Linked DNA regions of Homo sapiens: regions 1 and 2 are each linked to region 3. Evidence: chromatin loops called from intact Hi-C (ENCODE). Cell type or tissue: mammary epithelial cell. All regions are shown on one strand.

The links. A loop is a pair of places that touch in the nucleus more often than their neighbours do. Peaks named below come from ENCODE experiments on the same cell type or tissue, not always from the same donor. Only the 100,000 strongest peaks of a DNase experiment are listed, where the experiment ranks them.
Region 1: a loop joins it to region 3, with 8 times the contacts of the local background. A loop is called at or near these places in 76 of 110 quality-filtered maps.
Region 2: a loop joins it to region 3, with 23 times the contacts of the local background. A loop is called at or near these places in 100 of 110 quality-filtered maps.

The regions. Positions count from the first base shown.
Region 1 is chr10:69,424,167-69,432,166 of GRCh38, forward strand. No RefSeq gene overlaps it. Among named protein-coding and RNA genes, the nearest start is that of TACR2, 11 kb to the left of the region's middle. In mammary epithelial cell, a CTCF peak has its summit at 3,150 (motif pointing right); DNase peaks (open chromatin) are centred at 75 and 1,875.
Region 2 is chr10:69,511,408-69,519,407 of GRCh38, forward strand. It overlaps a transcript of TSPAN15 not described here. Among named protein-coding and RNA genes, the nearest start is that of NEUROG3, 58 kb to the right of the region's middle. RefSeq lists a silencer at 4,332-4,381. In mammary epithelial cell, CTCF peaks have their summits at 2,402, 4,407 (motif pointing right) and 5,044 (motif pointing right); DNase peaks (open chromatin) are centred at 1,694, 4,434 and 5,034.
Region 3 is chr10:69,634,651-69,642,650 of GRCh38, forward strand. No RefSeq gene overlaps it. Among named protein-coding and RNA genes, the nearest start is that of FAM241B, 8.4 kb to the left of the region's middle. In mammary epithelial cell, CTCF peaks have their summits at 2,484 (motif pointing left), 4,768 (motif pointing left) and 5,479; DNase peaks (open chromatin) are centred at 4,891, 5,601 and 5,851; H3K27ac peaks cover 907 bases.

The DNA of each region.
Region 1 (8,000 bases), 210 kb before region 3:
GTACTTCCTGCTTTGAGCTCTTCAAAGACTCATTGTTCTCATGGTTAAGAGGAAATAGCCCTGCTCCTTCACCAGCTGGGACGGCTCACGCTCCCTCAGGAACCACTTCCCCTTCTTTCCTTTAGAAACAGAACCTCCCTGCCTGTTAGCTGTCACCTGGCTGACCAGCTAAAGTCTGCATTTCCAAGACTCCCTTCCAAGCTACATGTGGTCACATGATTAAGATCTGGCCAATGAGATGTGGGCAGAAGTGACACACACACACACACACACACACACACACACACACACAAAACTTCACAGTCTCATCTTTAAAGAGGGAGCTGCTGACTCCCCACTTCCTACTGGAGGGCAGTGGCAACAACAGGGACTTCCATCTTGAATCCACAGAGGGAAGCCATATTGAGGATGGCAGAGCCTGGGGAGGTCTCAGGGCTCTTATGTGAAAAAGAAAAAGGAAACAGGTTGGGCATGGTGGCTCATACCTGTAATCCCAGAATTTTGGGAGGCCGAGGCAGGTGGATCACCTGAGGTCGGGGGTTCAAGACCAGCCTGACCAACATGGAGAAATCCCATCTCTAATAACAATACAAAAAATTAGCCAGGCGTGGTGGTGGGCACCTGTAATCCCAGCTACTTGGGAGACTCAGGCAGGAGAATCACTTGAACCCGGGAGGTGGTGGTTGCAGTGAGCTGAGATTGCACTCCAGCCTGGGCAACACAGGGAGACCCTGTCTTGCCTGTTTTTCGAAACTCCGTCTAGAAAAAAAAAATAATAAAGGAAACAAAACAAAACAAACTTCTCTCTTGTTTGAGGCACTGCATTTTACATCTTGGGGACCCTTTATGATGGCATGTAACTCTAAATAAACACTAGCCTTCAAGAACTTCTTTGATGCTTCCACAGGTTAACTATTTTTGTTCTACATTCTAATAGCATTCCTGTGCTTTTTTTCTTGTTAACATCCTGATCCATCACATGTATTCAAAGTGTGTTTTCCCTACCATACTAGGAAATCCACAAAGCCAGGAATGATGATGACAGCCTTGATGACAGCCTTGATGACAGCCTTGATGACAGCCATATCCTCCCTGTCCTCCACTGTGATTGGCTCAATGATAACTTCTAATTAAATGAATGAATGGTGCGCCGATGAATGAACACACTGGAACAACTTGGATATGATACCATGCATACTTTTTGCTGTAAGTAACAGTAACTTAAACAAATATCTTTCTCACATAACCAGGCATCTGGAAATAGGTGATTCTGTGAGAAACAGCTCAGTGATGTCAAAAGCTCTTTGGGAACTTTGATTTTTCTTGGCCTTCCCCTCATAGCTGCAAGAGGGCTGCAACAGCTCCAACAATCTTTTTATCTAACTGCACTCTCATCCCAGGAAAGGAGCAGGAAGGAAAATAAGTCTCCTTCTAGGCTTCTCTCTTTTGGTCAGGGAGGAAAGCCTTCCCCAGGATTCCCCCCAGCAGATGCCCCTCACATCTAATTGGCCAGAACTAGGTCACATGACCACCCCAGGCCACATGGGAAGCTGAGAAAGGGAACTTCTTCCTTCTTCAGGACCCAGTGGGAATAAACCAGTTCTAACAGCCCTTGCCCCTCCTTGCCCAGGTGGTCCCATTTGGGAAGCCCCAGGGACAATGGGGTATCACGATCTGGTCACAAATAAAAAGCCATGCCTTGTGCTTGATGCTTGCTGGAGGATATCACATTCTGTCTCTTGAAATTCTCTCCCTTGACACTGGCCCACCCAGCCTTTCCCTTGACTCTGCCCATAAGCTCACCTGTTTCAGTGCAATCAGTGATTGTTATCTCTGTGGTTACAGCGTCGCTACTATTTACTGAGCACCAGCCACGTGCCTGGTGACTGAACAAGTTGCATAACCTCTTTGTGCTTCCTTTTCCTCACCTGTAAAATTTGTACTACCTCATGGGATTGTTATGAGATTAAATTAGTTAATACAGACAAAGTGCTTACAACAGTACCTGACACAAAGGGCTAAATAAGCATTTGCTGTTGTGAATTGTTTATATCCTCATTTCACAGATGGAATAAATAACATGTCCAAGGTCACACAGTCGGGGGAACCAACAGTGAAAGCCTGGTTTCTCTGACTCTAGAGCCCACAGCCTTTCTTCTCTTGCTGCCAGGCCTTGCTGTGTCTGCAAGTTTCTCCTCAGTGTCTCAAAGGTGGGATGTCTTGCCACAGACACTATTTACTAATTCATTAATCCACCTCCTCCTGGAAGCCTTCCAGGGCACTTGCTCTCTGCCCCTTGCTGGCTCTGGGAAGGCCCTTCTGGAGAACATGAGAAGCTTCCTCTTGTCTCTTCTGGAGGGCTGGGAAATGTAGGTCCTGCCCGCTATTGTGGTCAGCTGCAAAGACACAACGTCATCCTCCAGAGATGCCCAGCCCTGATGAGGACACTGAAGTCCAGGAAAGGCACTCCCTCCAGGTCAGACAGCCAAGTACTAGGGGAGCCGCAACTGGATCTTAGGCCTCCAGGATGACTGCCCAGCACCCATTCCCTGCTCCGGGCTTCCTCCGTGTGAGCATTTTGCAGAGACAGCGACTCATCCAAAGGAGACCCTTACTCACAGTAGGGCCAAGAATGGGGCTTGCCTGGGAGATCCTGGCCTGAGCATTACAGGGGAGACCATGCCTTACTCATCCCTGACCCTCCACTCCCACTCTGGCTCCTACGTGGGCCCAGCCTCATCCCCTGCAGAGATATGCAGACTGTAGCCTAAGTGCAGGAGTGCCTGTAATACACAGATTATGACACTAGAGGCCAGGCGCGGTGGCTCAGGCCTGTAATCCCAGCACTTTGGGAGGCTGAGACGGGCGGATCACAAGGTCAGGAGATCAAGACCATCCTGGCTAACACGGTGAAACCCTGTCTCTACTAAAAATACAAAAAATTAGCCGGGCGTGGTGGCGGGCGCCTGTAGTCCCAGCTACCTGGGAGGCTGAGACAGGAGAATGGCGTGAACCTGGGAGGCAGAGCTTGCAGTGAGCCGAGATCGTGCCACTACACTCCAGCCTGGGCCACGGGGTGAAACTCTGTCTCAAAAAAAAAAAAAAAAAAGAAAGAAAAACAAACGACACTAGAGGGCAGCCTCACTGCTTTAATCCTGGTGACCACAAAGGCTTTTAAGAAGCCTCCACCAGATTGATGATGATGATGATGATGATGATGATGATAATGATCGTGGTGGTGGTGGTGGCGGCGGTGGCGGTTGAGGCTACTATGTATTGAGCCAAGATGATATATCATCTCTAACCAGCAGGTCTTCTGTGCATACCATGTTCTGCTGTGTTCTGAATTGCAGAAAATGTACCACCTCCATCCAGTTACCCAAGCCTGAAACCTGGGCATCACCATCAGCTTCTTCCTCCTTCCCTCTCTCCACTCTACCACCTACTCCCATCCATTCTATATCCTAAATCTTGTCGCATCCCCATCTCTCCAGGCCCACAGTTTGTCCTTCTCCTCCAACTTTCCATTCGATTTACAGAAAGCCCCAGTCTCCTGCCTCAGGCCCTCATGCAGGCCAGCGGCTCCTGAACTTTGCTGCACATTGGAATTTCCTAGAGCTTCCAAAACTCCAGCTGCCCACGCCACACATCAGACCAATTAAGTCAGGATGTCTGGGGGTGGGAACCAGGTATCGGTACTTTTTTTTTTTTTTTTTTTTTGAGTCAGAGTTTTGCTCTTGTTGCCCAGGCTGGAGTGCAATGGTGTGATCTCGGCTCACTGCAACCTCTGCCTCCCGGGTTCAAGTGATTCTCCTGCCTCAGCCTCCCGAGTAGCTGGGATTCCAGGTGCACACCACCACCCCGGCTAATTTTGTATTTTTAGTAGAGATGGGGTTTCTCCATGTTGGTCAGGGGGATCTCGAACTCCTGACCTTAGGTGATCCGCCTGCCTTGGCCTCTCAAAGTGCTGGGATTACAGGCATGAGCCACCATGCCCGGCCATGCATCAGTACTTTTTAAAGCTCCCCAGGTTGTTCCAGTTTGCAGCCATGTTTAGGCATCACTGTGCTCTCTCTCTGAGACCCTCTTCCACGTCCTTTTAGCTGGGCAACTCGATAATCAGGCGGGTCTCTAACATTGCTGCCGAGCCTGAACAGCACAGAGCCATCGACTGCTCCTCCCCACAGCCACACTTAGTACGCTGCATTGTGACTGCTTCTTCAAACACCTGCCTCCCTACCCGTCACCACCAACTGCCCTCCCTCCACTGAGAGAAAGGATTGGGCTCCCTGATGCATGTGTGTGCAAACACGGGAATGGAACAAATCTTTATAAGAACACAAGAAGTGAGTTTTATTATTCTTAGCAATTTTGAATTTTGCCCCAGGTTTTTGTTTTTGCAGTGATCTGTTTACAGTGTTTAAAGCATAAAGAGATACATTTTCTTTTCAAATACAGATGTAGATATAAAAACACCTGTACTTAATACTCTCAAAGCCATTTTGTTCTATTTTCTACTTGAAATTTCCAAGCTGTGGCTAATCCTTACCCACGGACCTTGACACTGTGGAAAATACCCCCCAATGCTTATGATGTACGGAAAACCAAAACCAAAACAACAATTTTAACCAGGAGGTGAAAGCAGGGGCAGATGGGCTGAGTTAACCCACAAGTGTCTGTGGCTGGGGGGTCCTGCCTGTGCTGGGGTAGGGGTGGGCAGTGGATACAGGGTTTATCTCAAGGGGCTGGAGCCCAGTATTGTCTCTCCTATAGGGGCTGTACAGGTCAGTGTCCCATTTTACAAAGGAAGAAACCCAGACAAAAGGCTAAATGAATTGTCCAAGATCCTATTACTAATAAGTAAGACAGGGAAAATTCAAACTTGGCTTTAACTGACTATCCATATTCTTTCTACTATATCAGGATGGATCAAAGTTCCAGAGCTGGCTGGGTGCGGTGGCTCACGCCTGTAATCCTAGCACTTTGGGAGGCCGAGGTGCCTGGATCACTTGAGGTCAGGAGTTCAAGACAAGCCTGGCCAACCTGGTGAAACCCTGACTGTGCTAAAAATACAAATATTAGACAGACATGGTGGTGTGCACCTGTAGTCCCAGCTACACGAGAGGCTGAGGCAGGAGAATCCCTTGAACCTGGGAGGTGGAGGGTGCAGTGAGCCGAGATGGTGCCACTGTACTCCACCCTGGGTGGCAGAGCAAAACCCTGTCTTCAAAGAAAAAAGAAAGAAAAGGCTGGGTGCAGTGGCTCATGTCTGTAATCCCAGCACTTTGGGAGGCTGAGACAGGTGGATCACTTGAGGTCAGGAGTTTGAGACCAGCCTGACCAACATGGTGAAACCCCCTCTCTACTAAAAATACAAAATTAGCTGGGCGTGGTAGCAGGTGCTTGTAATCCCAGCTACTTGGGAGGCTGAGGCAGGAGAATTGCTTGAACCTGGGAGGCAGAGGTTGTGGTAAGCCGAGATGGCGCCACTGCACTCCAGCGTGGGCAACAGGAGCAAAACTGTCTCAAAAAAAAAAAAAAAAAAAAAAAAAGTAAAAAGTTCCAGAGCTGCTTTCACTTCACTCTTTAATTTTGCTTAATTTAATCTTTATCAAATTGATATATTTATATAGTTTAAGAAGTCAAATAATACCATAAGACTAATAGCAATAGAAAGTTTTCTCCTCTAATACTTCCCTAATCTTGATTCCTGTCCCCAGAGGCAATTGATTTCAATTCTTTTAGTCATTTTTTCTGGAATTTATATCTATATGTCTTAACATAATAACATGATTATTTAATTTTTCTTTAATAGTTAAAAATGTTTTTTTTTTTAAACAGAGTCTCCCTCTGTCACCCAGGCTGGAATGCAGTGACGCGATTGTAGCTCACTGCGGCCTTGAACTCCTAGGCTCAAGCAATTCCTCTGCCTCAGCCACCTGAGTACCTGAGACTACAGGCATCTGCCACTGCACCCAGCTAATTTTTTTTTCTTTTTCTTTTTTTTTTTTTTTTTTTGAGACGGAGTGTCGCTCTGTCCTCCAGGGTGGAGTGCAGTGGCGCGATCTTAGCTTACTTCAAGCTCCGTCTCCCGGGTTCACGCCATTCTCCTGCCTCAGCCTCCCTAGTAGCTGGGACTACAGGCACCCGCCACCACGCCCGGCTATTTTTTTTTTGTATTTTTAGTAGAGACGAGGTTTCACCGTGTTAGCCAGAATGGTCTCGATCTCCTGACCTCGTGATCCACTCGTCTCGGCCTCCCAAAGTGCTAGGATTACAGGCGTGAGCCACCGCACCCGGTCATTTTAAAAAATGTTTCAAAGAGATGAGGTCTCAGTATGTTGCCCAGGCTGGTCTCGAACTTGTGGGCTCAAGTGATCCTCCCACCTCAGCCCCCTAAAGTGCTGGGATTATAGGTGACGCCACCATGCCTGGCCTTACTTTTTTCTAGTTTTAATGGCTTTGATCAGCACATCCTTCATTTGAAGTCTCTACTTTTCAGAATTTATTAAAATTTCCACAAGTACATGACTACTTTTGGTAAACTTTCCATGGGCATATGAAAAGGATATATATTTTGTATTCGTGGCGTTAAAAATTATTATTATTATTATTATTTTAATGAGATGGAGTCTCGCTCTGTTGCTGAGGCTGGAGTGTGGTGGTTCGTTCTCAGCTCACTGCAACCTCCACCTCCCAGGTTCAAGTGATTCTCCTGCCTCAGCCTCTTGAATAGCGTGGGCTACAGGCATGCACCCTCATGCCTGGCTAATTTTTGTATTTTTTTAGTAGAGACGGGGTTTCACCATGTTGTCCAGGCTGATCTTGAACTCCTGACCTCTCAAACTCCTGACCTCGAGCCATCCGCTCACCTTGGCCTCCCAAAGTGCTGGGATTACGGGTGTGAGCCACTGCACCCGGCCAAAAATTCTAAATGTACCTATTAAACTGAGTTTATTGATTTTATTGCTCAATCCTCTATACATGATTATTGTTTGCTTACTTGATATATCAAGTTTTGAACATGTATATTAAAATGTCCAACTATATTGCTTTATTAATTTTGTCTGCATTTCTAGGAATGTTTACCTTATATATTTGGCTGCTACGTTATTTGGTACATAAAGATTTCTAGCTTTTCCAAAGGTTTTTCTTTTTTTCTTTCTTTCTTTTTTTTTTCTTTTTCCTTTTTTCTAGACAGGGCCTGGCTCTGTAACCCAGGCTGGAGTGCAGTGGTGCCATCTTGGCTCACTGCAACTTCCGCCTCCTGGACTATAGATGCATGCTGCCACTCCCGGCTAATTTTTGTATTTTTTGTAGAGACACAGTTTTGCTATGTTGCCAGCCTGATCTCAAACTCCTGAGCTCAAGCAATCCACCCATCTCGGCCTCCCAAAGTGCTGGGATTACAGGCTTCAGCCACGGCTGCTTTTCCAAAGGTTTTTAAGTTACATAATATACTTCGTCCAGTTTCATGCTTTTGTTTTTCTTCTTCTTTTTTTTTTCTTTTTTCTTTTTTTTTGAGACAGGGTCTCACTCTTCACTTAGGCTGGAGTGCAGTGGCGCGATCACAGCTCACTGCAACCTCCACCTCCTGGGCTCAAGCGATTCTCCTGCTTCAGCTTCCTGAGTAGCTAGGACTACAGGCTCCACCATGCCTGGCTACCTTTTGTATTTTTGGTAGAGATGGGTTTCACCATGTTGCCCAGATGGTCTCAAACTCCTGGGCTCAAGCAATCCTTCTGCTTTGACCTTGAAATATGCTAGGATTACAGACCTGAGCCACCATGCATGGCCTTTTCATGCATTTTATCTTGTCACATTGATACTAATGTTGTGATTCTGATTTTTTTTCGTAGGCTGCTTTTGCTTGGTATCTCTTTGCCTATTCCTTTATTTTCAACTTTCCTTTTTCACTTTGTTTTTGGTACATCTTACATTAACCACATATAGCTAGATTATTTTTCAATGCAACTGACAATCTCTTGAATAGGTGCATA
Region 2 (8,000 bases), 120 kb before region 3:
GGATCAGTGGTGATATCCCTTTTATCATTTTTTATTGTGTCTATTTGATTCTTTTCTCTTTTCTTCTTTATTAGTCTTGCTAGCGGTCTATTTTGTTAATCTTTTCAACACACCAGCTCCTGGATTCATTGATTTTTTGAAGGGTTTTTGTGTCTCTTATCTTCTTCAGTTCTGCTCTGATCTTAGTTATTTCTTGTCTTCTGCTAGCTTTTGAATTTGTTTGTTCTTGCTTCTCTAGTTCTTTTAATTGTGATGTTAAAGTATCAATTTTAGATCTTTCCCACTTTCTCTTGTGGGCATTTAGTGCTATAAATTTCCCTCTAAACACTGCTTTTGCTGTGTCCCAGAGACCCTGGTACGTTGTGTCTTTGTTCTCATTGCAGGGACATGGATGAAGCTGGAAGCCATCATTCTCGGCAAACTGACACAGGAACAGAAAACCAAACACCGCATGTTCTCACTCGTAAGTGGGAGTTGAACAATGAGAACACATGGACACAGGGAGGGAAAGATCACACACTGGGGCCTTTCAGAGGGTGGGGGGCTGGGGGAAGATAGCATTAGAGGGAATACCTAATGTAGATGATGGGTTGATGGGTGCGGCAAACCACCATGGCACATGTATACCTATGTAACAAACCTGCCCATTCTGCACAAGTATGCCAGAACTTAAAGTATAAAAAAAAATGAAATGGATGGAAGCAGAGTACCTGGAGAGGGCTTTGTCCATCCTGTGGTTGAGGACTCCCTGGCCATGACACCCTTTTGTGCTTTAAAGCCAATGAATGACATTATCTTGGCCTCTTGTCTCACAAGGATGGAACCATAAATGAGTCCTTTCCCACACCATGACACACATAGAAAATAATAATATTTGTGCAGCCTACATCATTTGTGAAGTTGAGGAGGTTTGTGGGCTTTGCTTTTTGATTTATTTGTTAATAATTATTTTTTATAAGACACATTAAGGAAGACTGATTTTGTATAAAAATGTCCAATACCATATTCTTGAAATATATTTTTAACAATTTATGGAGGTATACTGGATATAAAATAAACTGCGTGTATTTAAACTGACAAATGTGTCAGTGAAACCATCACTACAGTCAAGATAATGAACATATCCATCACTCTAAAAAATGTCCTCTTGTCCCTTTGTAATCTGTTTATTATAGCCCTTCCCACCATCCACAGCCTATGCTTAAGCAATCAGAGCTCTGCTTTCTGTCTCTATAAATTACTTGGTATTTTCTAAAATGTTATATAGGTGGACTCATACAGCATGCACTCTTTCTGTCTGGCTTCTTTCACTCAGTAATCATTTTAAGATTCATTCATTTTGTAGCATATATCAGAAGTTCATTTCTTTTTATTGCGGAGCAGCATACTGTTGTATGGATACACCATGGTTTATTTATCCATTCACCTACTGATGGACGTTTTGTTTCCAGTTTTTTGTTGTTGTTACAAATAAAGCTGCTATGAATACTTGTGCATGTGTCTTTATAAAAACACATACTTTCATTTCTCTTGGGTAAATATCTAGAAGTAGAATGGCTGGATTATATGTAACTATATGTTTAACTTTTTAAGAAACTGCCAAACTATTTTCCAAAGTGGTTGCACAATTTTGTATCCCCACCAGCAGTGTATGAGAGTTCTGGTTTCCCTACATCCTTGCCAGCAGTTGGTATGGCCAGTTTTTCTTAGTCATGCTAATGGGTGTGTGGTGGTATTTTGTTGTGGTTTTGATTTGCATTTCCTTAATAATCATGTTGAGTACTTTTCGTAGACATATTTGCCATCCACATAATTTCTTTGCTGAAGCGCCTTTTGAAATATTTTCTTAAAAAATTAGATTGTTTTTGTATTATTGAATTTTGACAACTCTTTGTATATGCTGGATACGGGTCCTTGATTAGTTATATGATTTGAAAAATTTCAGTCTGTAGCTTGTCTTGTTCTCTCTCTCTTTCCTTCATGTAGAGATTGGGTCTCACACCATTGCCCCGGCTGCCCTTGAACTCCTGGGCTCAGGATCTTCCCACCTCAGCCTCCTAAAGTGCTGGGATTACAGGCATGAGCCACCGTGCCCAGTCTGTGGTGTGTCTTTTCAGTCTCTTAATGGTGTTTTCCAAAAAGCAGGAGTTTTTAACTTGATGAACTCCAACTTATCAATGTTTTCTTTCATGCGTGATGCTTCTGGTGTCATAGCTAAGAAATGTTTGCCTAAACCAAGATCACAAAGGTTTTCTCCTACATTTTCTTTTAAAAGTTTTATAGTTACGTTACAATTATGTAACGCTCTTACATTTAAGTCAAGGATTCATTTTGAGTTAATTTTCTAATATGCTACAAAGTACGCATCAAAGTTAATCTGTTTTGTACATGCATATCCAATTGCTCCAGCACCACCTGTTGAAAGCAGGGATGAATTTCCACTGAATTGCCTTGGCACCTTTGTTGAAAAGCAATTGTCCATGTATCTGTAGGTTTACTTCTGGATTTCTCACTACGTTTTGGTCAATGTTGTATAGCAAATGTCAGAGCAGACATCCTTGACTTGGTCCTGATCTTAGGGGGAAAGTGTTCAGTCTTTTATCATTAAGTATAATGTTAGATGTAGGTTTTTCATGGACATTCTTTATCCAGGTTGACTAAGTTCTCTTGTATTTCTAGTTTACTCAACATTTTTGTTGGGACTAGATGTTGGATTTTGTCAAATGCCTTTTCTGCATATTTTAGAATTTGCGAATATGGTGAATTTCATTCATTTTCACATGCTGAATTAACCTTGCATTCCTGGAATAAGCCCCATTCAGTGATGATATAGTACCCTTTTAATATATTGTTGGATTTGGTTTGTTGAAATTTTGTTTAGGATTTTTGCACCTTTGTTTAGGAGGATTGTTTTCTTGTAAAATCTTTGTCACATTTTGGTATCAGAGTCATGCTGGCTTCATAGAATTAGCTGGGAACTGTTCCTTCCTTTTCAATTTTCTGGAAGAGTTTGTAGAATTGGTGGTATTTCTTCTTTAAAAGTTTGATAAAATTCACTAGTGAAGCTACCTGGAAAATCTTCTTTGTAGGAAGATTTTAAACTATAAATCTAATTTCTTTAATGGATATAAGACTACTTATTTCTTCTTGAGAGCTTTGGTAGTTTTTTCCTTCAAGGAATTTGATAATTTCATCTAAGCTGTCAAACTTATTGACATAAAGTTGTTCATAACACTCCCTTATTATTCTAGAATCTGTAGTGATTTCATCTCTCTTATTCCTGGATATTGACAATTTGTCTTTTTTTCTCTTTTCCCTAATTAGCCTGGCTAGGGGTTTATAGATTTTAAAGATCTTCTCAAAGAGCCAGCTGGACCATTCTCATGAGCATATAAATAATCTCTTAGTATTCCCATCTTAAACAAGGATACAGACAAGCAAGGCCCTCCTGATGATTTCTCCTCTCCGGCCCCTGCCCTGTCTCTCTTTCCCTTCATAGCAACTGCTTTGAAAGTGTCTGTCCTCTCTGTTTCTGGTTCCTCTTCTCCCATCATTCTTGGACCTCCCTAATTAGACTCTTGTCCCACTTGCCCCAAATTGCTCTCATCAACATCACCAGTGACCCCTGCATTGCTAGGTCCTATGTCCCTGTGGCATTTCTCAGCTTCTTGGCTTGTCTGCCACATGTGGCCAGTTGATCATTCTCTCCTCCTTGAAATGCCTTCTTGTTTTTCCTCCAAGAGACCAACCTTGCCTAGTTTTTCTCTTACTTCTGAGGCCCCCTCTTATGAGTCTCAGTTGTTGATTTTGCTTTCCCAACCTCTTAGCATTTGAGGGCCTCATCTGTCTTTTCTATCCACAATCCCTTGTTGACCTCATCCAGCCTGGAATTTGAGGTCCTATCCACCACTCTAGCCTCAGTCCTGGGTCCCTGCTCTAGTCAGCAGGTCGCCAGGGCTGACTCAGTTCATTCGTAGCTCACACGGTTCCATCTGTCCTCTCACAGGAAGATCCAGCTCCCACCACTTTCACGTCCTCCCCCACCTTCCCATCTCCTCTGAGGCTCATTTCAATTCGGTGTGTGGAGGGACTTCTTTTATGATCACCCATTTTGCAGGAGAGGAAAGATAAAGGCCAGACTAGCTTAGTAAGTTGCAGTCCAAGAGGCCCTGCCAGCAACCTCAGATCCTGACTCCTTCCAAGCTCTTGCCTTGGCTGCCACCTTCCTGGGGCCTGAGAAGCACCTGGAAATATTATGGGGCCACAAGCTCTGGCACAAGGTCCTGGCTTTCCACAGCTCGTGACCCCTTGGAGGGAGCCTGATTTGCAGTCCTAAAGCCCAGGCAGAAGGCACAAACGTTCCCAGCAAGAAAATGAGCAGAGCTGACATGGGGACATGTGGTCGCTAGGTGGCGCGGCTGACCCACTACTTGGCAGCCAGCACTCAGCAACTCCACCCTCTCCACTCCCTAGAGCCTGGGCACCTGCCTGGGTGGCAGCAGGAGTCTGCTTTCCGCCCCCTACCCCAAAAGAGCAGACCACAAGGTGAGGGAGCCTAAAATACTATAGGTCCTGATTGTAGTAGGTGCTCAATAAATAATTATTGACTAAAAGAGTGATCATTTTGTGAAGTTCGGATAGATGAGACTTTCCCATTCCCATTTCATAGGCTGGGAAACTGAGGCCGGATACTAACGATAGGAGTAGCAACCAAGGTTACTGTTATCGACTCTCATTCGGTCACTATGTACCAGGCATTTGCTTAGCACATTTCATTCTTCATCCCATTTAGTCATCACAGCAAAAAGGCAGGGCCTTTATGATTTGCATTTGGCAGGTAAGGACATAGGGGCTTAGAGATCAGCTGACTTATTCAAGTCATACAGTTAGTGGAATAAATGGAAGAACCAGGATTTGAACCACTCTGCCTGCATCTGAGTAGCTGAATAGGATCAGGGCCAGTGCTGCCTCCTTCCCCCACCAATAGGATCTGAGGTGAAGTGCCCCAGCAGTGCCTCCACCTGGGCATCATGTGGCCACCAGAGGGAGGCCTCGGTCTTTAGACAGCTGCAGAGGGGCCTGGACTGAGGCTGGGGAGGGTGGCCATGACTTAGATGCCAGAATGAGAAGTGGGAGTACTAGGGCTCTGGAGGGCAGGTTCTTCATCTGCAAAAGCAAGAGGATGATCCCCACTTGGCCGGGTCTCTGTGAGGAGGACATGGGATCATGCATGGAAAGTTCTTAGCCCCTGCGAGGGCTCAGCACCCACCCCTCCCCCAGCACTTGCCCTTGCACTGAACAGGCTATATAGTAACAGGTCATGATAATAAACTGCAATCACTGAGGGTATCCATTTCACTGATTCGTTTTTGTATGGTCAGTCTCCCCCACTGAGGGGTGGGATGGTGATCTGCTTTCTGCTCTGCTGTCTCCTGAGAGATGAGGTTGTGGTGCCTGGGACATAAGGGGTGCTCACTAAGCAGGTGCCAACCCAGGGAATGGAAATGGCCTGGAGCTGTGGCCCCTGCACTGTCTGGGCCCCCAGGACTCAGTGGGCTCACTGGATCCCATGTGTGAGCCCCAGAGGGCCAGGCTCAGCATGTTGGACTCCTTATAGGCTGTGGCCAAACCTTTGTCCCTCTCTGACCTCTGCCTTCTCCTCTCCAGAAGGGGCATCTAAGGCTTTCCAGGTGTAATGGCTCAGGGAGTGGCTGTGCCAGGTGTACGGGTGCCCTTTGATGTCACCTGTCACCTCGCTGGTGGCTGCGCTCTCCCTTCCTCTCGCTGCTCCTGTGTCTTCTCCTCCATCTGCCAAAGTCACCATGCCAGGGCTGCCCCCAGCCCCAATATCCAGTGGAAAAACCCAGAGAAATCACACAAATAGAAAATATCCACATCAACTTGAGAAGCTAAGCCTGCGCTTGAGGCAGTTCTTGGAGCAGCTTCTAGCAGGGGCCCAGACCAACACCATCAGCAAGGAGCTGCCGGGGGCTCGGCCCCCTGAAGGAGGTTTTTATGACTGGCCTTAGCTGCCCTCCTGAGGCTGACAAGGGCTCCACTGGGGAACCTCTGGGCAAGTCGGTGGAGGGCCCCTCAGCATCATCTGGGCCTTGCTGGCAGCAAAAGTGGGTCTCAGAAACCAACTCCCATGAGAGGAGCCACCTGGATAGAGAGTGGGCAGTGAGAGCAGGACACAGGTTCCACCACAGAGCAGCAGAGACACCCAGAGGCTCCTGGTCCATGGTGCCTGGGGGATCAGAAGGACTCACACCCGGAGGGGAACGGGCCTGTGGAGAATGTTACCCTGGCCAGGACCCGGCTGGCACCACACGCCCCAATATCCCTGCCTTGGCTCTGTGAGGAGGGCTCTGCCAGGGTTTGAGGGGCCTGCGTGGGAGCCAGGGCAACCCATGCATCCAATGCCCTGTGGAAATAACTCTCCATTAGAGGAGCCACCAGGAGGAAAACTGGGCCCATGGGAAAGGGGGTAGCTACAGGGAAAGGAGAACAAGAGGGCGAGGATTGCGTCTTACGATCACTGTAGCTCCTGCACCTCCCAAGACACATAGTAGGTGCTCAATAAATCTTTGTTGACTGGACACACAACTCAGAGTACACCCTTCCTCAGTTCTACATTGCATTGGCAAAGACAGAATATGTGTACTTCAGGCTGTATGTAGGGTACAGAGAATACTTCTATTAGATAAGGACAATCCGTGGTAGGAGACAGTGATAAACAAAAAATACAGTAACTGACTTCAATTTGCATTGAACGCAATGAATAGCAGATCTGAAAATGTAAAAATCAAATGCAAGATATCAAAGGGCCAGATGGAGAAATGTGCAAAGAATGCAAAGGAAAAGGTTATGGACAGAGCATCACTGAGAACACACAAGGACAAGGGTCACGGGTGTCTCACCCGAGTGCCTGCCATGCCCTCCCTCTACCAACACCCCCGCCACCCCAGAGTAAAGGAAACAGGAATAAATAGAAGTTATTAAAGAAGTAAACTCTTGATTTTTTTTCTTTTTCTTGAGACAGAATCTCGCTCTGTCACTAAGGTGGAGTGCAGTGATGTGATCTCTGCTCACTGCAATCTCCACCTCGTGGGTTCAAGCGATCCTTCTGCCTCAGCCTCCTGAGTAGCTGGGACTACAGGCGCACACCACCATGCCCAGATAATTTTTGTATTTTTGGTAGAGATGAGGTTTCAACATATTGGCCAGGCTGGTCTCGAACTCCTGACCTCGTGATTTGCCTGCCTTGGCCTCCTAAAGTGCTGGGATTACAGGCGTGAGCCACCGCACCCGGCCATAAACTCTTGATTTTAAAAAGTAAAAGAACTCAGTAAAATTAACAATGTGCAACTCCTGTGGCAGTCCTTCCCAATGTCTTCAATGCTTATAGAGAAACATGGTATCTATGAGTTTCCTGGGTAAAGGGAGGAGGCACCCAGGCCCTGGGCTTAGGGGATTAGAAACTCAACTGCCTGTGGCCCACTCACTGCCCACAGATGAGCCCTAGAGACAGTCACATAGGTGCTCTAAGAGACGGTCACGAGGGTGTCTGTTGCAGCACTGTTTATAATAGTGAAAAATGGGAGGACTGTGGTATGCTTCTGCGTGGAATAGTATACAGCTATTTAAATGAAGGAACTAAAGTTCCATGTATCCATGCTCAAGAACACAATGCTGAGGAGAAAAGCTAGTTGCATAGTGATACGTAGGGCTGGGCGCGGTGGCCCAGGCCTGTAATCCCAGCACTTTGGGAGGCTGAGACAGGTGGATTGCTTGAGCCCAGGAGTTTAAGCCCAGCCTGGGCAATGGGAGACCCTGTCTCTACAAATAATAATAATAAAAAAACTATCTGGCCGTGGTGGGGTGCTCCTGTAGTCCCATGTTCTTGGGAGGTTGAGGTGGGAGGATCTTCTGAGCCCAGGAAGTCGAGGCTGCAGTGAGCAGTGATTGCACTATTGTACTCCAGCCTAGGTGACAGAGGG
Region 3 (8,000 bases):
AAAACCCCAATATATAAAATACCTTGAGGGGATATGAATCTGAGTCCTCAAATTCAGGGCTGATAACAATACCTTTTTCTAGAACTCAGTTTCCATTCCCAACGTCCAAGCCCTTTGAGAATTAGGGTCCGTTAGAGAAGGCAGGGGTGAGCAGGGCTTCCCTCTGCGCCTGACTAGAAAGAGCGGGAGGAGAGAGGCCTGCCTGGCTTTAGGCAGGATGGCGGAAGTGGGCAGGGGCCACAGTGGGCAGAGATGGCTTTTCCTGAGGCTTGCTTGGTGCTTAGCCGGCCTAAGAGGCAGGGCTGGGGGCTGGAAGTCAGTTGGTGGGGACCAAGAGGAGGTGAAGTCTTGCCCTGTTTGTTGACTGAGCTCCAGGCCCCATAGAGCTGCTGTGGTTGGATTGGACTCTTGGCCTTTTTCTGAGCTACCTGTCTTCTCTGCCTCACTTCCTAAGCCCAGTGTCTGAAAGGTGCTGGAGACAGAGGCAGCTTAGTGTGGGGAGACCCCGCTGGGGTCCTGCAGCCTGCAGCTGGGAGTGGCCTGGGGCCATGTGCTTCCAGCCTGCCTGAATTCCCCCAGCAGGTCTCTCACCTGCACCTACTGACCCAGGCCTCACCGGGCGGCTGCACCCTGCACAGGCAGAGTCTAGGTCCTCTGGGAGGCCAGATCAGAGCTGAGGGGCCTGAGTGAGCCTCTGCCTCGGTCTACTCAGCATCCTAATCAGAAGCTCACTGAGGGGGTGGGATCTTCCTTCTCTGCCCACCACCAACTCTGCCTGCTATGTGACAGGACCCCCAGAATGAGCTGCCTGACTCGTTCCAATCCTGCCCAAGAGGGCAGATTTCCAGGGAGGTTTCTGCTGATCCTCAAAGCCCTGTGTCTCCGTGGCAGGCTGGATTTCCAGCCTGGCTGCCTGGGGAGAGCTGCTCCTACTCCCACCCACGTGAGCCACCAGCTCAGATCCCACTAGGCCTCCACTGCCTCTGCGGGGCCACCCGGTGAGTAGAACTGCTGGGGTCTGACTTGTCTGTTCTGCTCAATCTCTGGGGACCAGCTGCCCTCCTGGTGCCCTCCACAAATTCCAAGCCCTTGGCTCCCTAAGCCCCTCCCTCTCCACCCTCCAGCTAGTCCTGGAAGTGGGGACTAAACCATCATCTCCCTGAAGGAGACACCAAGCCTGAGATCAGGTGAAACAGTGACTCTGGTTTTGCCAGTTCCCCCGAGCAGCTGTCTCTCAGCTCCTGCCTCCCTGTGACGGGGCCTTTTAGCATAGGTGAGGGCTGGGGATGTTGGGCTCCCTCTCTGGGGCCTTTCTAGCTCCATGGGTCTGAGGGGGAAGCCCTGAGGCAGTGGTCAAGGCGTCTGTCCACTTGGATGCCTGAACCTGAGGACAGGGGAGGAAAGCCGCCCCTGCGCTCTGGCTCACCGGGTGGCACAGGAGGCCTGTTTGCAGGCCTGGCTCTGCTCTTTGTGGACAGTTCACTCAGCCTCTTGAGCCTTGGTTTCCTCATCCCTGTGAAGGGATGATGATCTGGGACCTGCCCGCCTCTCAGAGCCTTTCAGGGGATCACTGAAAGCATGGTGGGTAGGAGGTGGGCAGAGGGCCGTGGAGAGGGGGACTGCGCCTGCCCCTGAGCTGCCTCTGCAGGTGCTGCACCATGGCCCACAGCTTCTGTACTGGCAGCTTTGGCTCCAGAGTGGCTGCCTTGTCCAAGGCACCTGGGATCCCTGGCTGGGGCGGTGCTGGGCTTTTAAGAGCAGAGTTGCCCCTCCCGCAGCTGTTAGAGAAGAAACACAGCCACTTCGCTGTGCTCCTGAAAGCTGAGGGGCTTGTTGCTGGTGTTGAATGTCAGGACTGGATGCTGTTTGTTGAGAGTGTATGGAGTGCCTGGCCCTGTGCTAAGCACGTTATGTCATTTAATTGTCACTAGCACCTTATGACATAAATATTGTCACTGTCATCTTTATTTCACGACAGAGGACATGGCAGAGGGTTTATAACTTGCTGTAGGACCCAGAGCGAGCTGGGTGGAGCTAGGATTCAGAGACCTACAGCCCTTGCTCTTGACCACTCCTCTCTTTTACCTCTGGCCGTACCTGCATCAGCATCGCCTAGAAACCTGCAGATACAGATGCCCAGCTGTACTACCTGCTAAGACCTGCCTGCAGCCCCATGAGATCAGCTGTGTGGGGGCAGAGGGCACAGAAGTTGGTGCAAGGGTGCTGGCTGCAGCTGCCCAGCTGGGTGGCCTCAGTGGCTTCCCAGTCCTGGGTCACAGTCATGGAGATTTAGCTCTCTTCCCTGCATTCCCGAATGCATATTTTCATTGCAAAGTGACAAATCCAGTGATCTCTCAAAGGGTTAAGTGGGGGCAGGGGAGGGAGGCAGCAGAGCTCTGCTGCCAAAACTAGATAGAGAACCTGCAGCCTGCCCAGCCAGTAGGACAAGCAAGCCTACCCCGCCTGGTGCTGCCACCCAGTGCCCAAAAGAGCAGCAAGAGAAAGTTCAAGAAGCAGGTAGAGTGAGAGCTTCAAAGAATTACAAAGGGGGTGTGTATGGAGGGGTGTATGTGTGTGCCTCTGAGCCTCTGGTTTGAGGCTGGGGGCAGGGCTGAAACCAAATGGCTTTAGGGACTCAGAGTTTGGAAGGAGAAGGTTGGAGCTACTTGAGATGAAGCTGGAGGGCCACTGCCCCAAGTGCCCAGGCAGGTGGGGCACAGGGCTGGGAGCCAGGGCTGGTCTGCATTGGCCCAGCGGCCAGCTCCAGTCCCTCTGGTGGGCGGGGGCCCTGCTGGGGGCTGAATGCCTGCTTCCCATTCCCGGCTTCAGCTCTGTTAACCAGAGGCCTTGGCACAACCCAGCATCTCCCTAAACCTCCGTGTCCTCATCTGCACCTCCCACAGTGAGAGGATCAAGTACATTAATTCATGGGAAGCACTTAGCCGTTTCTGGCACAAGTTAGTGCTCAATGTTACTGTATTCACAGAGAAATGGTATTAGGACTCACTTAACATTTTTTTTTTTAACAGCAGCTCACATCTTAAATTAATTTTTTAAAAGGAAGCTTCATATTACTATTGTAAATGGAAAGCCAATACTACTTGCCATTCACAGTAGGTATTCGTACAAATGAATCCAGGACAAAACGAATGATATTCCATTTTAGCTAGTCACTGCCATTGTCCAAGCCCTTAGCCTGATGCCTGCTTTCTTTGTTAAAAAAGTCAGTTTATGAAGATTGGGAGTGGTGCAGAAGCCTCACTGGCCCCTCACTGAGACATTCTCCTCGATGGATTCAGAGGACTGAAGAGAAACAAAGAGGAATGACTTCCTCACCATCCGATTCGGTGCTGTGTTTGTAAATTGCTTATAATCATCTTGTGCACCACCCCAAATCATTTCACTCCCTGGCGGGTAAGAGTACCCCACAACTGCGGGAAACATGGTATGATCTTGAGCAAGCTATTTTAAAAGTCTTACTCTTTGTAAAGTAATGCATTCGTGTGGTTCAGATGATATAATGTACAAATGTATATAGAGAAAAGCCTTTCTCCCTCCTCTGTCCCCATCCATCCATCCCTCCTCCACTCCACTATAACTACTGTTCTTAGTGTCTTCTAAATACTTCCAGAATTTAGTTATGCAAATATGAGCAAACATGAATATACTATTTTTTCTTTTTTTATACAAATAATAGAAAAATTTGACACGTTTTTCTCTGCCTTTTGCATTTTTCACTTAGCAGTGTATCTTGGCACATTTTATATGAGTACATGAAGAGCATTTTCATCCTGCAGTATTTTGGTGTTTGAGTTGTCGACCCTGTCTTGGGCTCACCTGTACCATGGGGGATTGACTCAGTTGACCCTCAGGGCCTTGCAGCTCTGACCCTGAACCAACCCATGGGGTTTTTCCCTGAAATGTGGGGATCTTGACAGAACTGTCTCCCTTTCTCCAGGGCCCAAGGGGAGATATCACAACCTTATAGGGTTTCTCAGTCTCCTTTGCAGTTGGATAGGGTGCAATTTCTGCCCTCATCTGGCTCCTTGAAAAGGCGCAGTGGCCTCACCTGAACACTGCCTCCTGGGTCACACTGCACCCTGAGACGAGCTGAGAGGGACTCCCCACAACCTCTGACAGGCAGGGAGTGACCCCCGCCTGGCCTCCCTCATTCTGGAAAAACAAACAGGCTGGGCTAGACTTCCACGAAGGCCCCTTTCAGCTCTGAGACCGACACCTACCACAGAGGGCCTTGCCCTTAGTAGACGCTTGATGGACTTTGCTGCTGCCTGGCCTGGCATTGCCAACGTCATTGTCCAACACGTTGCTGTCCCCACTTCCTCTAACACCCCATTTTCTTTCTTTTTTAAAAAAAATTAACTTTTCAGTTCAGGGGTACATGTGCAGGTTTATTGTATAGGTAAACTTGTGTCATGGGGGTTTGTTGTACAGATTATTTCATCACCCGGGTATTCAGCCTAGTACCCACTCATTATTTTTCCTGATCCTCTCCCTCCTCTCATACTCCACCCTCTGAAAGGCCCCAATGTGTGTTGTTCCCTTTTATGTGTCCAGTAACACCCCATTTTCATGAACATCTGGATTAAGGAAGTTAAGAAAAGCCTTGAGGAGAGACCAAGACCCCAGCTTTCTTGCTCTGAACTGGGTAATGAACTCTCAATGCCCTTTTGCAGGGACCTGAGGGACCCCCACCACCTTGGTGTGTAGACTGGAAAGGTTGTGAAAGTTGTCTCATGGCGCCACCTGGTGGAATTTTTGGACAGGAGCAGGAACTCCCTCCTGCAAATATACTACAAATGGATTCATCTGCTCTCCTGCTCCCGGTTAGTGCTCACCTCAGCCAGCCCAGGCTTGGTATTACCTTGTATTTTGGAAAGGTTTCTGGTGGAGAGCATGCACAATTCCATTATAATTTCTCATTCACTGTGGTTTCGTCCTGGGTTGAGCCTAGTGCCGGGAACATTCATAAGTTTTGTTTCATTTCATCCTCTCCCAAGCAAAGAAAAATATATGTCCTTCCTTTTTCCCAGAGTAAAGGAATTTATATGTGGCCACAAAGTTGGCAGGCAGCAGATCTGGAGCCTGCCTCGCCAGCCTCCAGCAAACTGAATCTGGGAGCCCTAGGGAGGGTGGAAGGTGGCTGTGGAACCCCCAGGGAGAGGGTTTGTCGCCGGGGTCTAGTCTTGAACCAGACCTTCCAGTATTTGAGTTTTCAGCCTAGGAGACAGAGTGAGAAGTTTTAGACTTGGTGGCCCAGGGTTGCTGTGATCATGTTAGTGGAAGGGGCTTGCTTACTGTTTAAGGCTGCACTCTCTCTAGGTGGGGGTGGCTATGTCTAGCCCAGCCTTACCCAGTGCAGCACCCACCAACGCCTCACACTTGCCTGTCCTTACTCAGAGCCTGGCGCCAGGTGGTTCCCCTCAATGAACGTGATATTTGTGACATGGGGCCCATTGCCTAGCTCTTGTCTTTTTCACTGGAGGCAAGAAGCAGGCGAGTCAGACAGGCTCCCCATTTGGTAGCTTTGGGCAAGTTCCTTACTGTGCCTCATCTGTGAAATGGGGATGACGTGTCATCTAGGGCGGTGTTGAGCTGCAATTGGAAGACGTGTATGCAGTGCCTGGGGTGTAGCGGTGTGCCATGGATGAGGGTTTGTATCAGATCACCTCCTACAGGGCCCATTAGTGAAAATTGTCTGCCCTCAGTCAAGAAAATGTAAAATGCAATTTGCTTTCGAAATTCTGGGAGGAAAAAAAAATAGAAAAATTTCCCAATATGTCTGCTTACCAGTATCATGCAGTGAAGACATCTGCCTCTGAGGCATGGGCCTGTGTGAGCACGCTTGTCAGTCTATGAGGGGGTGTGTTTGTTTTTTCTTTTTTGCAGCTTTGAGCTCAGCTAATCCTGAGAAATCACTTTCTTCTGATGAAGTGGCTAAAATCTGGACGCTGTCAGCAAGGGAACATACAAGCCAACCACAAGTGCCTCCAACAGCGTGTTCCTTTTCCTGTGATAGTTGTTCTCAACCTAGCAACACCACCAGTTCATCTGGGCAGCTTTAAAACATGCAGCCTGGGTTCCAGTTCCAGAGCCATGAGCCAGCCTTCCTCCAGGTGGGAGCTGCCCTGTCCCCGGGGAGCAGGGTTTGTGGCTCCTTCCCTCTCACATGGCAGACTGAGTTTCTGAGGGCAGGGATCATGCTCAGCTCTTTTTTGTATTCCCAGTCCCAGACAGGGGCCCTGGCCCTTTGTCAAAACTTGGGGACTGCTCTGCAAACTGCATGAGAAGGCATGAGGCACTAGCCCAACTAAAGGGAGGAGGGGACCCCAAAAACAGAGCCCATTCTTCCTGCCTTGACTGGGTTGGATCCTGGTGACTTCTCTGTCACCTGTGTACTCAGGGACATTATTCTCAAGTTGTAAGTGCAGGTAGCTCTACCCCGCAGCACGTGTGGGATGAAGAAGGAAGGAAGAAAGAAAGGAGGGAGGCAGGGAGGGAGGGAGGAATGAAAGAACCTAGGTCAATAGTATAAATGTAGCTCTGAGCCGGGGGTCCCAAGGCTCCCTGTGACATCTGCCTGTATCCCAGCCTCTCTTTAAATGAAGAAGCAGCCTTCCTTGAAGACCCACCAGGTGGGAACTGCTGCCCACTCCAGAAGCCTGGGGAGGGTTTCTCTCAAGACTGTGGCATTCGCGCTTCTCTCTCCCTCCTCTGCTGCACTTGCTTTTCCTTGGAGTCAAGTGACAGGTCAGGCCCAGCCCAGGGTGCAGAGGGTGCAGTGACCCTGGGACACATGGATGTTGTGGGAGTGACTCATTGTGGCCTCACAGCTCAGGAAGGGGGTGCATGTGCTGTCTCCTTGCCTCTGCCTTATTCCAGGGGAGTTAGACTCTTGCCTTTTGCTCCCAAGCCCTTGAGAAACCAGGGCTGGATCTACTTGGGATCTAACTACCAGTGCCCTAGTTATGCAGGAGTTAGAAACTGAAATGCCCTCAGGGACCAGATAGGTGCCAGAGAACCGTGAGAAGCAGCTGGGTCCCAGGCACCAGGGAGGGGTGCGGTCTGTGGAGGACTGGGCGGGGCAGACCCCGCTAAAGGCTTCATCGCGCTGCACAGCACGTTGCGGGGTAAGGCTGCCACCACTGCAGCAGGGATATTGGTGCTCCTCCTGGCTCACAGCAGGCCCTGGGGTCTGTGTTCTGGCTCCTCCTCCCCCAGGAGCTGCGTGGTCTCAGGGAATTTAGCTGCTCTGCTAAGCCTCAGTTTTCTCTATAAATGGGGGAAATAATGCCCCCTCTTGGGGTTGACGTGCAGGAAAAGGGGAAGTTTTATATTCCTTATGTATTCCATAACATATTCTTGATATAGCACCTCTATTTGTTTTCTATGCCATGTCACAAGTCACCAAAAACTTAGCAGCTTAAAACAACACACATTTAGTATCTCACAGTTCCTGGGCATGGCTTAGCAGGTCCTCTGCAGAGCTGCCAACAGTGCCAGTCAGAGCTGGATTCTCATCTGGAGGCTCGACTGGGAAGGGTCCACTTCCAAGCTTCCTAGAAAGAATAAGCTGCGCTTTCTTGCAGGTATAGGACTCACTGCAACTTGTTTCTTCACAGCCAGCAACGGAGAGAGACTCCAAAGCTAGCTCTGGACATCCCCTCCCCTTTGCCGTGTTCTGTTGGTTGGAAGCCAGTCACAGGTCCCACTCACCAGGGGAGGGGATCACAGAAACGCATGAACACCAGGAGGCTGGGATCATGGGGTCACCTTAAGTCCATCAACCATAGCACCTGATAGCTTGATGGCCACGATTACAATTGATTGGGTGCCTACCATGTACCAGGCAGGGTGTAGAGGATTTCACACATATTATCCCATCTATTTAAGTTGTTGTATTGATAAACTTAAGACTCAGAGAGGCAGGGAACTTACCTGAACTCACTCAGCTGTTAAGTGGCAGGATTTAAACCCAGGTC